2 separate regions of the Homo sapiens genome follow, and region 1 is linked to region 2. Evidence: chromatin loops called from intact Hi-C (ENCODE). Cell type or tissue: heart right ventricle. All regions are shown on one strand. Region 1 overlaps FOCAD (focadhesin). Region 2 overlaps FOCAD (focadhesin).

Region 1 (8,000 bases), 60 kb after region 2:
AAGGATCTGAATACACCTTTCTCCAAAGATGATAAACAAATGGCCAATACAGGAAAATATGCTCAATTTCATGAGACATGATGGAATGCAAATCAAAACCATGAGATACCACCTTACACATGATGCAAAAGCTATCATCAAAAGATGGACAATAACAAGTGTTGCCGAATATGTGAAGAAATTGGAACCCTTGTACACTGCTCGTGGTAATGTAAAGTAGTTCAGTCCCTTTGGAAAACATTCTATCAATTTCTTAAATAGGTAAACATAGAATTACCATGTGATGTAGCAATTCTATTCCTAGTTATCTACTTAAGAAAAAAGAACACATATGTCCACACAAAATCTTGTAAATGAATTTTCAGAAAAGCATTATTTACAATGGCCAAAAAGTGGAAACAACCCAATGTCCATCAACTGATGAATAAACAAAATACAGTATAACCATAAAATGGGATATTATTCAGCCATAAAAATAAATAAAGTACTGATACATGCTACAACATGGATGAACCTTGAAAACATTATGCTAAGAGAAAAAAAAGCCACAAAAGGCCTCATGTTATATGATCTCATTTATATGAGCAGAATGCCCAGAACAACCCAATGCCCATCAACTGACGAATAAATAAACAAAATACAATATAACCACACAACAGGATATTATTCAGCCATAAAAATAAAGGAAGTACTGATACATGCTACAACATGGATGAACCTTGAAAACATTATGGTAAGAGAAAAAAAACAGCCACAAAAGGCTGTATGTAGAGATAGAAGGTAGATTAGTGGTTGTCTAGGATAGGGCAAGTAAGAAGCAGGGGGTGGTCAGGAAGGGTGAAACAGGCAGTGACGTCTTATGGGCATGGGGTTTCCTTCGGGGGTAATGAAATGTTCTCAAATTCGTTGTAGTAATGTTTACAAAACTCTGTAAATATAATAAAAGCCATTGAATTGTACACTTCAAATGGATGAATTACATGAGATGTAAATTATATTTTAATGGTTTTTTAAATTCAATTCAAAATTATTTGGTAAATATCTACTATAAGCAAAGCACTTACTTGATAGCACAAACTGTAATGCCAAAAAATTTTATTTGCCATATGCTATATTTCAAAAGTTTATTGTCCAGCAGTCATTCCTCAGTATCTACAGGGACTGGTTCCAGGATGGTCAGACACACAGATACGCACACCTCATTCCATGGATAGCAAAATCCAGAAATGCTCAAGCATCTTATATAAAATGGCATAGGTATTTGTATACAACCTATGCACATCCTTTCATACACTTTAAATCATTTCTACACTACTTATAATGCCTAAAACAATGTAAATGCTATGTAAATAGTTGTTGTACTATATTGTTTATTCATATTATCTTTATTGCTAAATTCTTATTTTTATTTTCTTCCCCAAATATGCTCTGTCTGCAGCTGGTGAATCCACAGATGAAAAACCAGCTAATATCAAGGGCCCACTGTATTTGTTCATTTTCTCTATCTGTTCTATTCTTAGAAAGCCTGTTCCTTCTAACCTTCGAAGACATCTATTTTAATTCAATTTCAAAAAGGAAAAAATATCCTCTTAACTTTACCACCAAGACATTGACAATTAAACATTAATTCATTAATGACCCTGACCACGATATACCACAGCAGCATGTGGAGCTGTGCATGTAATAGCTATGATCTCACAACAGACAGCCAAAATGTATGATGTTTTTAACAAGTGCAGAGACTTGATTGGAACAGGAATTCTATCACTCTCACTTTCGGCAAATGAAAGGAGACAAATTTTTGAACTGACTTTTCAGTTCCCATTTTAATTAAAAACAGAAGGTTATCTTAAATTGGCTTACAGTGATCTCAACGCATTATCCCCTTCTAGAAAGATTTCTACCAAGACACAATGACAGATTCTTAGTTTTTAGAAGGGCAATGAGTATATTTACTGACATTTTATAAACTAGTGTATTTAGTTGTGTGACTTTTAAACAAATGCTATAATTATACTGTCAGGGGAGAAATAAAGTACTGTATTTATGTCTAAGAGTACACAGTTCCTTTATGAGACTTGGCCCTAAAAAAAGCACGTAAGGGTGTGTCTTTTCCTCTGGCCAGTTCAGAAATGAAAAAAGAAGGAAATGTTTACAGTAAATAATCTTAGACTTAATACAGTTCTCAAGGCATAATAGCCCAAATTCAGTCCCCAATTAAATGGAAAAAATAAAACAGGGACTGTTTCACTAGGAAAACACAGATATAGATAGACATCTGTGGAAAATAATTTTACATAAAAGATGGACTAATTTTTTATTATTATTATTTCCTTGTGAATATGTATTTACTTGAGATGTAATTACCAGCTCTTGATCCTCCTAATCTTGAATCTTATACCCTTCAGAGGCTGAAAATACAATGAATGCTCAGATTTCGCCTTTAATATAAAAGAAGCTGGTAAGTGTCCTATAATTGACTGTCTCAAGATCTGGCTTCATATAACTCAATGCTTTCTCTTCCCTCCTCCAGCGTTTAAGTTCCTTGATAAACAAATTAATTTATAATCATGGGACTGTTAAGGGAGCCCCTATAAGACTATGACTAGATTTCTCAGCAGAAATCTTGCCAGCAAGAAGGGAGTGAAATAATATATTTAAAGTGCTGAAAGGAGTGGGCAGGGGTGGGTGGGTAGGTACTGCCAACCAAGATACTGGATACTATATCTGGTAAAACTATCCTTCAAAAACGAAGGAGAGGCCGGGTGCAGTGGCTCGTGCCTGTAATCCCAACACTTTGGGAGGCCGAGGTGTTAGGATCACCTGAGATCAGGAGTTCGAGACCAGTTGGGCCAACATGGTGAAACCCCACCTATACTAAAAAAAAAAAAAAACTACAAAAATTAGCTGGGTATGGTGGTGCATGCCTGTAATCTCAGCTACTTAGGAGGCTGAGGCATGAGAATTGCTTGAACCAGGAGGCAGAGGGTGCAGCAAGCTGAGGTTGTGCCACTGCACTCCAGCCTGGGAGACAAAGCGAGACTGTCTCAAAAAAAAAAAAAAAAACAAAAAAAAAAAAACAAAGAGAAGTAATGATATTTCCAGATAAACAAAAGCTGAGAGAGTTCATCACCACTAAACATGCCTTACAAAAAATACTAAAAGTAGTCCTGCAAGGTGAAACAGAAGGACTCCAGACAGAAACATGAGAGCATATGGAAATATAAAGTTTACTGGTAATACCTAAACAAAGAATCCTATAATATTGTAACAGTGGTGCGTGAATCACTTTTAATTCTGGTATAGGGTTTAGAAGGCAAAAGTATAAATAACTAAAAAAACCATGTAAATGGATGAACTTTATTAAAAAGATGTAATTTGTGACATTGGTAACATAAAAAGGAGGGAGAAGTAAAAGAGTAGTTTATGTATGTGATTGAAGTTTATGTAACTTGTTATCAGCTTAAAATATTGTTAGATATTGATGTAAGTCCCATGGCAACCATAAAAAAAATACACATAGAACATGCACAAAAGAAAATGAGTGGCTGGGTACGGTAGCTCATGCCTGTAATCTCAGTACTCTGGGAGGCTGAAGGTGGATGGATCACTTGAGGGCAGGAGTTCAAGACCAGCCTGGTCAACATAGTGAAATCCCATCTCTACTAAAAACACAGAAATTAGCTGGGCATTGGTGGCACATATATGTAATCCCAGCTACTTGGGAGGCTGAGGCAGGAGAATCACTTGAACCTGGGAGGCGGAAGTTCCAGTGAGCCAAGATCGTGCCACTATACTCCAGCCTGGGCGACAGAGTGAGACTTCATCTCAGAAAAAAAAAAGAAAAAAAGAAAAAAGAAAAGAAAATGAGTGATGAATCAAAGTGTCACTATCAAATCAATGAAACATAAAAGAAGACAGCAAGAGAAGAAACAAGGGACCAAAAAAATGCTATAAGACAGACAAAAGCAATTAACAAAATGGCAATAGTAAGTCCTTTCCTACCACTAAGTACTTTCAATGTAAATGGATTAAACTGCTCAATCAAAGACATACAGTGGATTCCGAAAACCCAAACAAGATCCCACTATAATAACGTCTACAAAAGACTCACTTTAGATTTAAGGACACACACAGGCTGAAAGTGAGAAGATATTTAATACAAATGGTAACCAAAAGACAGCAAGGTTGTCCATATAAAAAATCGTCACAAGAGAGAAAGAAGGACATTATATAATGATAAATGGGTCAATTCACCAGGACAATACGATAATTATATATATGCAACCAACATCATAGCACCCAGATATATAAAGCAAACATTGACAGAACCAAAGGGGAAAATGGAAAGCAATACAGTAATAGTAGATGATTTCAATATCCTATTTTAAATAATGGATAGAACATCCAGACAGAAGATCAATAAGAAAACAGAGCACTTCAACAACACTGTAGACCAAATGGTCCTAACAAACTCACATAGAACGTTCTACCCAACAGCAACAGCATGTTCTCTCTCAGGTGCACACCGAACATTCTCTAGGATGGACCACGTGTGAGATCACAAAACAAGTCTTAACAAATTTAAGACTGAAATCACACTAAGTACCCTTTCCAACCACAAATTAGAACCATAATGAGATGTCACCTCATACCTGGTGGGATTAACATTATTTAAAAAATCAGAAGTATTGACAAGGATGTGAAGAAATTAGAACATCTGTGCACTGTTGGTGGGAATGTAAAAAAGGTGTGGCCACTATGGGTAACAGCATGAAGGTTCCTCAAAAAAAATTTTTTTTAATCTACTCTATGATCGATCTTGAGGTTGTTTATGCAAAAGAACTGAAATCAGGATTTTGAGGAAATATTCACATTCCCACATTCATTTCTGCTTTATTCATAATACTCAAGAGATGGAAACAACCTAAATGTCCATCCCGGGATGAATGGATAAACACAGTGTGGTATATGCATACAATGGAATATTATTTAGTCTTTAAAAAGAAAAATTCTATCATATACTACAACTTAGATGAACCTTGAGGACACAATGCTAAGTGAAATAAGCCACGGAAGGACGAATACTGCATTATTCCACTTATATGAAGTATCTAAAGTGGTCAAACTCTTAGAGCAGAAAGTAGAATGGTGGTTGCCAGACAGTTGGGGAGGGAGAAGTGGGGAGCTACTGTTCAATGAGTATAGAGTTTCAGTCATGCAAAATAAAAAAAGTTCTAGAGATCCACCGTACAAAAATATTCATATACTTAACAATACTGTACAGTACAATTAGAATTTTTTAAGGTAGATTTCATGTTATGTGTTTACCATACACAAAAAATCCTGGGATTGTTTTTTAAGAGTCAGAAGATATCTTATCAACTTCATTTAGCTTAACAACTTTATTTTACCGAAGATTAAACTGAGGCCCAAAAAGACCACAAAGTTAGATGATGGCAAAATGTGGATAGGAGTTTATGTCTCAGTTCACTCCTCCATTCTACCTTGGCAGAGTAACAGCAAACATAAGATTCCAAGCCATCTATAACAGAAACAAAGAGCCATCATGCAAGTCTTCACCCCATAAATTGGACAAAACATAAAGAAAAAAACACGCAGGAGAGACACAAACCAGCATCTCAGTGAAATCAAGCATATAAAAAACAGAGTACAAAAATTCAACTCTGGATTCAGAAAAAAACATACACGTTGGCAACACTTCATGAGGCTGCAAAAAAAGAGCATAATTTTTCAGACAGTTCTATAACGAAAATCTTAAGTAGTGTTATCTACTTATAAATTATGAGAAATAAAAAAGGGCTTTGTTACTATTCATCATGGTTAGAAGATGAGACAATACATAATGTTTATAACTATTCCTTTTTAAAAAAATATGATAGCTCATACTTTATTACTATATGAGATATATAGTAATAAATTAGTATAAATAGAAAAAGTTATCAGTGGAATGAAATAATTCAAGATATGATCAGCCAATGAAAGTGAGAGGCAAAACTCCAAAGCAGTGTCTGCTTTTAACTTTTCAGAGTCATGTTTTATAAAACTAGACCTGAATTACAAAAGTGTATTCTTAGTTCACATTTTACTCATAGCCTTAGATTCAACAAATGCTGACTCACTCAACTTTGCATAAGCCCTTGTCCTGAGGAAAAATTGATCTAAATTCTATATATACAAGTGTGTTTGCCATTTTTAAAAGAATGGTAAGATAATAGTGTGTATTCAGTTAAATTGAAAAGATAAAACATAAAATATAAGAATAAATATGCTTGCATGATATATACAGAAACATAATTCCTTAATAATCTTAATATTGGAAGAGACTTTTAAAACTTATTCATTCTACAAAAAATGACATGATAAGTGATTAAGCTTTTGAACATTACTTAATTCTACCTTCCTCAATTACTTGACATTTTTACTTATGATGTTTATTATTTAAATAGTCCATTGGAAAGAAGTTTATTGACAGAAGTGCTAAAAAGGTAATTACTTCCTCCACTTATAAGGAATTTGCAGGCATGTAAGCAACATCACAAAAAAAGGTAAACAGTATAATCTTACTCTTCTAAGATTCAAATTATATTTATATACTAACATTATAATTAAAGAAGTATTCTACAGTCTTGAAGTTTAACCTTTAAGAGTCAAATAAGGTCAAGGAAAGAAATGTATCTAAACTAGCAAAGGTCCCAACCAGACAATCTTTCTATAGTGATATATCACTCTAGCCTTATTCCAATCCAGCTTGAGCATCTGATCTGTAGTGATTCCTTGAATAACAACAGCTAGCATTTATTGAAGACTAACTATAACATTCTGTTAAGCACTTTGTAGAAAATCATGATTATCACCACATTTCAAACGGAAAACTGAAGCTTGTACTGAATTTCGGACTGTATCAAAGCAATCTAACACTAAAACCCATGTACTTGCCACTTAGCCCCACAAAGACAGGGATGACATCTCATAGACCTTTGTGTCCCTCGTTCCCAGCACACTGTAAATGCTTTTAGAGTATAAATTATGTCTAATTTCCTTGTCTCTTCAAATTCTATAAGCAAATGGATCTTATAATAATGTTGCAATTATTTGATTCTATGAAAAAGTATTAAAAGACTACTATCTGCCAATAAAGTTACTCCAAAATATATTCTGATCAAGTTAACTTAGAATCAGAAAAATTAGCCCATCCAATAAAGGTTACTAGGATGCCAAAAACATAAACATCATCAGAATCTGAGGTATAAATTTCCTAGTATGTAGAAAATAAGGTCAGCAATACAGGAGGTTCAAGTATGGAAAGACACAGGAAATACTGCAGACTAGAATAAGATAAAGTCAAATATCACATCACTTGAGGGGTTTGATGTAGAAGAAAATAGCCACGACCCTTCCTGGCCTAAACTTTATTTCCAGGTGAGTCTCATTAGCCATCTGACTATTATCTCTCAGAGTCAGAAAACTTATTTATTTAGAAAACAGTATAAGAAAAACTTAAATCATGATGTAATGGTTGGCTACATTACCAATATGTAACTACCAGCAGGGAAAAAAGGAATATAATCAACAGTTATATCCATTGCTAACATTCTGAAACTTACATAAATGATAACTATAGTGACTGAATTCCTGTATCCATAGAATTTCCTTCTTGGACAAAAGTAGCTACACATTTCTGCCACGTGAGCTCTAAATCTTTGGCAGTCTGACTAGTCAAATAAAAGTTAAAAGCCAATGTCCTATAAGTAAAGTATAATGTATAATTAGGTGCAATTTCTACTACTATGTCTGTCATTGGTAATGTGTTTTACACCAGAGTTAGAAGGAGGAGTTTGAAATCTCTCCAACAATTAGATATTATTAAATATAGCTCATCTAGGTAAGCAACTATGTAACTAAGCTAGATAGATTCAATATTTTGGGGTTTAATAAAATAGCAGATTTCCCAAAGAACCCATACATGTTGCCATCAT
Region 2 (8,000 bases):
ATATACTCACCAAATTTCTAGACCACAACCACTCTCCAAATACAAGTACAGTTCACATTTTGAAGATCACAGAAATGAAAACGCAGGCAAAAAACACAAGAAATCTCCCCTGCCAAATTATTTAATCATGTACAACTTCCGCCCCTTCACACATAGTGCCAACTTGCTATGCTATGTATTTCATTTTTGCATCTTTTCCGATACTGGAAGTACAAATTGTATAAAGACTTCTAAAGAGTTCTAATTGGTTTTATGCATTTTTTTTTTTACAAATATGACTCCACAAAAGTGCATTATCACAACACTGACTTTGTGTGTAAGTATTGTGTATGTATGTAAAAATGTTGAAACTTCCACAATAAGTAGAGATGTCATTTTTGTATATCTGCATTTGTGAAACATAAAATATCTCGAGATCTCAATTCTTTGAGTGACTGCATAAAGAGTGGTAACCCGTTGGGGTTTTTGTTTGTTTGTTTGTTTTTTTGAGATGGAGTCTCTCTGTTGCCCAGACTGGAGTGCAGTGGTGCAATGTTGGCTTACTGCAACCTCTGCCCCAGGTTCAAGCGACTCTCTCGTCTCAGCCTCCCAAGTAGCTGGAATTACAGGTGTCTGCCACCATGCCCGGCTAATTTTTGTATTTTTGGTAGAGGCAGGGTTTCACCATGTTGGCCAGGCTGGTCTCGAGCTTGAGGTTTTCGAATGATTTTGTCAAAAGACTTCAGTTGTGCATCAGAGTATTTCCGGTGACTGCAGTTACAAACCTGGGAGCCCACAACCACCAGTCATAGTGATAAGCATTTATACATATTGTTTTGAGGGCTATTTGTTTATGAATACAGTTCATCTGCTCATAATTGTTAGATTGTGGCTGTTGTTAGTATACCTGTTTATGATTGCAAAAATATGTACATTACTTTGCCTATTTTATTGTGTAAAGTGATCTATGAAGTGCTCTGCTGTGTTTTTATGTTTCTCAAGTAAATTGCCTTTTAAAATGTAAATAAACATCTTTTAAAGAACATTTTATTATTTTTCTAGAATTACATTTTTGAGATTTCAGAATTGTGATTTTGAGGATTTTAGACTTTAGATATTTTAATCTTTCAGGATTTCGGCAATTACAATTATGCTATTCGGGATTTGGTCTTTCAGGGTGATGGCCCAAACCCCTCAAGGACACTTGACGGGGAAAGAAATAGCTAATCCCTTAAGTTTATATACTGGGGGAGAAAACCCTATAAAATTCACATCGGTCTATAGTTTAAGTTAGTAATATTGTGCCAATGTCAATTTTCTGGTTTTAATATCATACTATGGTTATGTGAGATGTTATCAACTAGAGCACCAGGTCAAAAAAGGTACACAGAACTCTCTAAACTGTTTTTGCAACTTCTTGGAAGTGTAAAATTATTTCAAAACTATTTTTTAATAATCAATAGCAGTAACATCTCTATTTAAATAATGCAAATTCCTGGATTCACTTTACAGCTGCTTTTGTGTTCATTTGAAAGGAATTAAAAGGAGAAAGGGGCAGGATTCACTTAAATTCAGCACAACCCACTTTTCTGTCTGTAGCATTTGGTGACTAATATATATCATTCATCCTGTGCATTTTAGGGTATATATTCCTAAGGCTGGTGACTTTTTCCTGGTTCTTTTTCTAGTTCTGTAATAATCAAAGGGACACTTTTTATACTTCTCTAATAATCAACGAAAAAATGTCCATGGTGACAGTTTGCCAACATAGCATCTAGATCACCCACCTCACTCAAATTACTAAATTTTCTCAAACAAATACAGTTGTCGATCTCAACTCTTCCCCTTCTTTCTCAGTCGAAGGCACTGAGAACCACCAAGGACAAACAATGTAGAAGATCCAGGTAATAGCCATCATAGCACTGCACATTCTGTACTGAGAAGACAAACAACAGCACCCCTTGGCAACAAATATTCCCCCACTTCTCTTTCTAACACCAGAGACTGTGATGGGGGATACATGTACAAGTGAAAAAAAAATCATTTAAAAAGCCCCAAAGGACTTCTGACTCTAGGTTATTTCAGGTTAAAGAAAGAACTTTGGATAACTGAAGGCTTTTTCCTTCCTTGGACTCATGTTAACTTCAGGGAGGCCTTAGACTCTGAAAAGCTAAGAGGTAGGAAGTGGGGAAGAACAGAAGAGAGGAAGAGTGAACAAGTCTTTGAGGCTTCTTTCTAGATATCAGGAGAAGAGAAAAGGTGATCTCTTTGTCTAACTTGGCCATTCAGTTTTCTCTAATAAAAGGAGGCAGGGAACTGTAAAAGGAGCTTTGTCTAGAAATAAATAGTATATATTTGGCTGAATTTCACAGGAATTTCCATGTGGGATGAAACCAGAGGAAAAAACTTCCAACATTACAGGCTAGTATGGTTATGACTGAGAAAATAACATGACCTTTCTTGTTTTGATTGAACTTCATTTCCAGAAATTAAATTTTTATATCCACGAACATTCAAAGTAGAATTGTAACAAAACTAAGCAAGATGTTGTCTAATATAGAAAAGCTACTTAATCACAATAAATCACTTGAGGAATTTGTAAATAACTTTTTAATGATCAGAAAATAACATTCAAAATAAAATAATGTAAGTTCCTAATCACAGTCCACAATCAAACATATTTTTCAAATGGTATCGTCTACCATTTCTTGGGTAGGGCATATAGTAATAGGGGCAAGTGAGTACTTCTAAACACAATATACATATAGAATAATTACCACATATAAGCATTAGAATACTTTTTTTTTTTTTTGAGACACCTAGGCTGTCACCTAGGCTGTCACCTAGGCTGGAATGCAGTGGCATGATCCCAGCTCCCTGCAACCTCCACCTCCCAGCTTCAAGTGATTCTTGTGCCTCAGCCACCCAAATAGCTGGAACTACAGCATGCACCACCACACCAGGCTAATTTTGTATTTAACTCCTGACCTCAAGCAATCTGCCTCTCTCAGCCTCCCAAAGTGTTGGGATTACAGGCGTGAGCCATCATACCCAGCCTACTTTTTAAAAGATAAAGGCCCTATAAGCTTTACATCAAAGCTGAATGACCATACAATTTGATCCATCTTTTAAAAGCATTAATTTATAGCTCTGAAATAAATATCAGTAACATCTTTGGCATAACTCTATAGAAAGAATAAATGTATAATAATGAAACTACTCAGTAAATCTCTGAATAGTCTAATGATCTTTTCACTTGGCTTATGTAAGAAAGAAGTATTGTTTAAATCAATGACCTAGAGTACCAGTGCAAATTCATCTTGTGGAATACATTTAGCCTTTTAAATGAATTTTAATTATCAGTGAACACAATTGTTTACACTAGTTTTCTTGTTCAATCCTACTCAGATGTAACGTTTTTTCGTATGATTTAAACACCATACTACCTCAAGCTGTTTCAATAGAACAGATGGGTGCATTTAACATTCTGGTTAAAAAATAAGCACATAAGGTTAAACTATACTATGTACCTATCACAAAAGAATACAATCAGACAAATCGAACCACTAAAAAATGCTAGCTTCTCTACTACCAAATAGGAGTCACCTGGTAAAACCAAAGGGGGAGTGAGTGACAACAGTTTGAGATAGCAAGAGCCAGGAACTGAAAGATCCACATCCTCAACATCTTCATCGTCATCTAACTCTTCAGGAATGGGAATTTCTGGTCTTATCTGAAATGATAAGCGAAAAGATCATAGAGAGGATAATAATAAAACATTATGCAAAATCTTTTCTGTATCCTTTTTTGTGACAAGATTTTAAAATTTTGTTAGACTCCATCACTCTATAACATAAAAGACCACTGAAATTAATTTTTTAAAAATCTATTCATTTTTTAGATTAACTAAATGGTCATGACTCTAGTCATCTTATTAGATACAATCTCAGATCTGTATAAAAAGCTTATGTTAATACAGTAAATCACTGTAAGCCAGTATAAGCAATGATTATTATAGAAAACTAATAAAATTCTATACCATCCAAAAATAAAATGCAAACACTGACATACTCAATATATTTAACTTCTATAGCTCATAGTTAGATATTTGCCTTGTCTGAACACTTTTTAAAAAATTTGTGATTCTAGTCATATGTCCATGACAGAGCTTAAAATCTTCCAGTAGAATATACAGTAGAGCTCAGGGAACAACAGAATGCTTTAGTTGACTTCTTTTTTTTTAAGACTTGGCAGTTTGTTGCTGTGGAATACAAAAACACTAAAATCTGTAATTGGTAGCTGTACATTATTGTGTCTAATTTGCATTTTGAGGATTTTTGTGGCTGCTCTTTGATTAGTTAGGTTTGTTTGAACCAAAAATTAAAAATGTAAAAAGATTTCCACATTGTTTTCACAAGATATAACTGTTAAGCAATTAATTACATTTTTAATACCTTCAATGACACTCTATCATAATGTCCACATGGAGATAATTAAGCATTAGGGGAGGAAATCAAAATATATAAAAGTGGTTTCTATAACCATAAAGTGCCAGAATCCAGTCATCACCATTAGCCTGTATCCCAGAGTTATTTTTAGAAATAATTAACAATTCCTGCAGACTGCCTTCTTCATAGGTCCCCAAAGCACTGTTCCATTTAGGAAGTGCACTGACTCAGGATTCTTGCAGGGGGGTAGAAGAAACAGAAAAGAAATGCTTCTCTTAAGAATAATAATGTCAACTCCAATGAAGCCTTTCAACCATAACTAGTGTTCTCTTCACTAGTGAAGGAGAAGTGAAAGCAACCTGACTACCCGAGCACTGTCCAAGACAAGATTTAATTCAGATTCAGTATTAAGTACCTAATTCTCAGAGGGCGGAATCAGCCATACTTACAGAGATAACTATCAGGTATACTCTAGATAGGGTATGAAAGCGTCTGTCGAAATCACTGCATATCAGAGAAACTCTGGCATGTTCGCAAACCTTTTGATTCTGACCAGGAGGGTTTTTCAAGTGTCTAGTCTGTGTGCATACTCACAGTCTTCCAGGTTTACTCTCCTTGAGAGTTGTCTTAAAGATTCTAAACAATCCTAGTGGCCTAAAAAGTCCTGAGAAAGAAGTTGGTTCTGAGTTCTTCTGCCTTGCTTCCTGACATTTTACACATCATAGTAACGTGGCAAAACAAAAAAATAGAGTTACTACATGGCCTAGGAGTTTCACTCCTAGGTATATAACCAAGAGAAATGAAAATATATGATCATGCAAAAGCTTGCATACAAATGTTCATAGAATTATTATTTATAATAGCCTCAAAACATTCATGCAGCCCAAACGTTCATCAATTGATGGAATATATAAACAAAATATAGTATAAATCCATACCATGAAATATTATCCAGCCATAAAAAGGAATAAAGTACAAATACATGCTACACATGAAAGAATCTTGAAAACACTAAGATAAGTGAAGAAAGCCCATCACAAAAGACCACATCCTGTATGCTTCCATTTATAGGAAAGGTCCAGAATAAGCAAACTTACAGAGGCAGAAAGCAGATTAGTGGTTGCTTAGGTCTTGGAGAGGGAATGGAGTAATGGAGACTGACTGCTGAGAGAGTTTCTTTCAGGGGGGAAAATGTTCTAAAATTAGATTGTGGTTGCTCTGTGATTAGTTGCACAATTGTTTCAATATACTAAAACCACTAAATTGCATACTTTAAAGGGTAAGTTGTACAGTATATGAATCATATGTCAATAAAGCAAGCAAGCAAGCAAGAAAGAAAAGAAAAGAGAAAAGAAAGGAAGGAAGGAAGGAGCTATGGAGGGAGAGAGGGAGGGAGGAAGGTATGTAGGCATGCAGAAGAGGAGGAGGGGGAGGGGAAGAGGAGGGGAGTAGAATGAAAAGAGTAAGGGGGGGTGGGGAGTCGGGGAAAAGTCACTGCCACCACCAGAGGAACCTTAAAGTGCTGTGCAAACTATGTCAAATGACCAAATGCTTCCAGAATTATTTAGTATAAAAGGGATATGATCATTTCTGTACAACTTTTATCCTATCCTCCTATCCTGTCCTTCTGTGCAGTCAACCTAATTACTTAATACAAGTCACTGCACCTGGGTCATCAATATTTTTAAGAGCCACTAAAGAAAGATTGCGGATAAAGCAAACTGACCAACCCATCAATCTTAAATTGTCTAATTTCATATTCACGTAACTGTGTGCTATATTAATTTATCTTCTATGCAGTGAATAGCATATGTCTGCATCTCAAATGTGCATAAATTTTAGCAAAGAAATTACAAATGTATTATAATTTAAGAATAGATTATATACTATATGTATTTATAATGGTATGATCACTCCTTCAATTTTGTTTTCTAATAGGTGAGCTGATTCTCCTGGACAAATTAGCACTTATTATTTATTACATTTTGGTTCCATTAAATTTCCTTTCTCCTCTGATCACTTCTTTTTTTTTTAATTTTTTTTATTTTATTATTATTATTATACTTTAAGTTTTAGGGTACATGTGCACAATGTGCAGGTTAGTTACATATGTATACATGTGCCATGCTGGTGTGCTGCACCCATTAACTCGTCATTTAGCATTAGGTATATCTCCTAATGCTACCCCTCCCCCCACCCCCCACCCCACAACAGTCCCCAGAGTGTGATGTTCTCCTTCCTGTGTCCACGTGTTCTCATTGTTCAATTCCCACCTATGAGTGAGAACATGCGGTGTTTGGTTTTTTTTTTTAAATTTTTTATTTCCATAGGTTATTTGGGAACAGGTGGTGTTTGGTTACATGAGTAAGTTCTTTACTCCTCTGGTCACTTCTTAAAAGAATTATTTGTTCTACCTTCCCTAGGCTACTACCAGTCTTTCCCCCTGGTTGTGTGCAACAATTTAATAAGGTCAATGCGAGTAAAACTATAGAGAATCAAGAGAACTCAGTTGAAAGAATTCCTGTTAAGGTTATAAAATTTTGGCAATAATATTATATTAGCTGCTAAAACACTCAGAAAAATAAAACTGCATATGTATCTATTAGGTTGGCGCAAAAGAAAAAAACTGCAATTACTTTTGTGCCAACCTACTAAAACACACACACACCCCACCAACAAAAACGACCTGCCTATTATAACTAAGCTTTGTTAAAAAACTTAAATGGAAAGTCAAAAATGATAATTTACTTTGTTTTTTTTTTGAGACAGAGTCTTGCTCTGTTGCCTGGGCTGGAGTGTAGTGGCATGCTCTCAGCTCACTGCAACCTCCACCTCCAGGGTTCAAGCAATTCTCCTACCTCAGCCTCCCGAGTAGCTGGGATTACAGGCCCCGCACCACCACTCCCGGCTAGTTCTTGTATTTTTAGTTGAGAGGGGGTTTCACCTTGCTGGCCAGGCTGGTCTCAAACTCCTGACCTCTAGTGATCTGCCTGCCTTGGCCTCCCAAAGTGCTGGGATTACAGGTGTAAGCCACCACACTCAGCTGATAATTTACTTTTAAAACTTGCTTCAAATTGAATATAGATACTCCTTGATTCATGATGGGGGTTATGTCCCAATAAACCCATCGTAGGTTGAAAATGTCAGAAGACAAAAATACATTTAACACACTTAACCTATCAAACATCATAGCTTAGCCTAACATACCTTAAGTGTGCTCAGAACACTTACATTAGCCTACAGATGGGCAGAAACATCTGGTAACACAGAACACTATAGAATATCAGTTGTTTACCCTTGTGATTCAGTGTGATTGGGAGCTGCGATCTGATGCTGTTGCCTAGCATCACAAGAGAGTGGTTTACCACATATCTTAGCCTAGCCTGAGAAAAGATCAAAATTCAAAATTCGAAGTACCATTTCTACCTAATATGTATCACTTTTGCACCATCATAAAGTTGAAAAATCGTTAAGTCCAACCATCGTAGTTGGGGACCATCTGTACTGGAAAGTGTATCCCACAAAATGCCTCACTGTGGGTTCTGAGCCGGATAACCTTTCAATCAACTTTCT

The links. A loop is a pair of places that touch in the nucleus more often than their neighbours do. Peaks named below come from ENCODE experiments on the same cell type or tissue, not always from the same donor. Only the 100,000 strongest peaks of a DNase experiment are listed, where the experiment ranks them.
Region 1: a loop joins it to region 2, with 4 times the contacts of the local background. A loop is called at or near these places in 2 of 110 quality-filtered maps.

The regions. Positions count from the first base shown.
Region 1 is chr9:20,810,204-20,818,203 of GRCh38, reverse strand. All of the region lies in intron 11 of FOCAD (focadhesin), which reads right to left. Among named protein-coding and RNA genes, the nearest start is that of SNORA30B, 27 kb to the right of the region's middle. In heart right ventricle, no CTCF peak of the experiment used is centred here; no DNase peak of the experiment used is centred here; H3K27ac peaks cover 771 bases.
Region 2 is chr9:20,870,393-20,878,392 of GRCh38, reverse strand. It overlaps FOCAD (focadhesin), which reads right to left. Exons shown (of 44, transcript NM_001375567.1): 19 at 3,586-3,712. Among named protein-coding and RNA genes, the nearest start is that of SNORA30B, 87 kb to the right of the region's middle. In heart right ventricle, no CTCF peak of the experiment used is centred here; no DNase peak of the experiment used is centred here.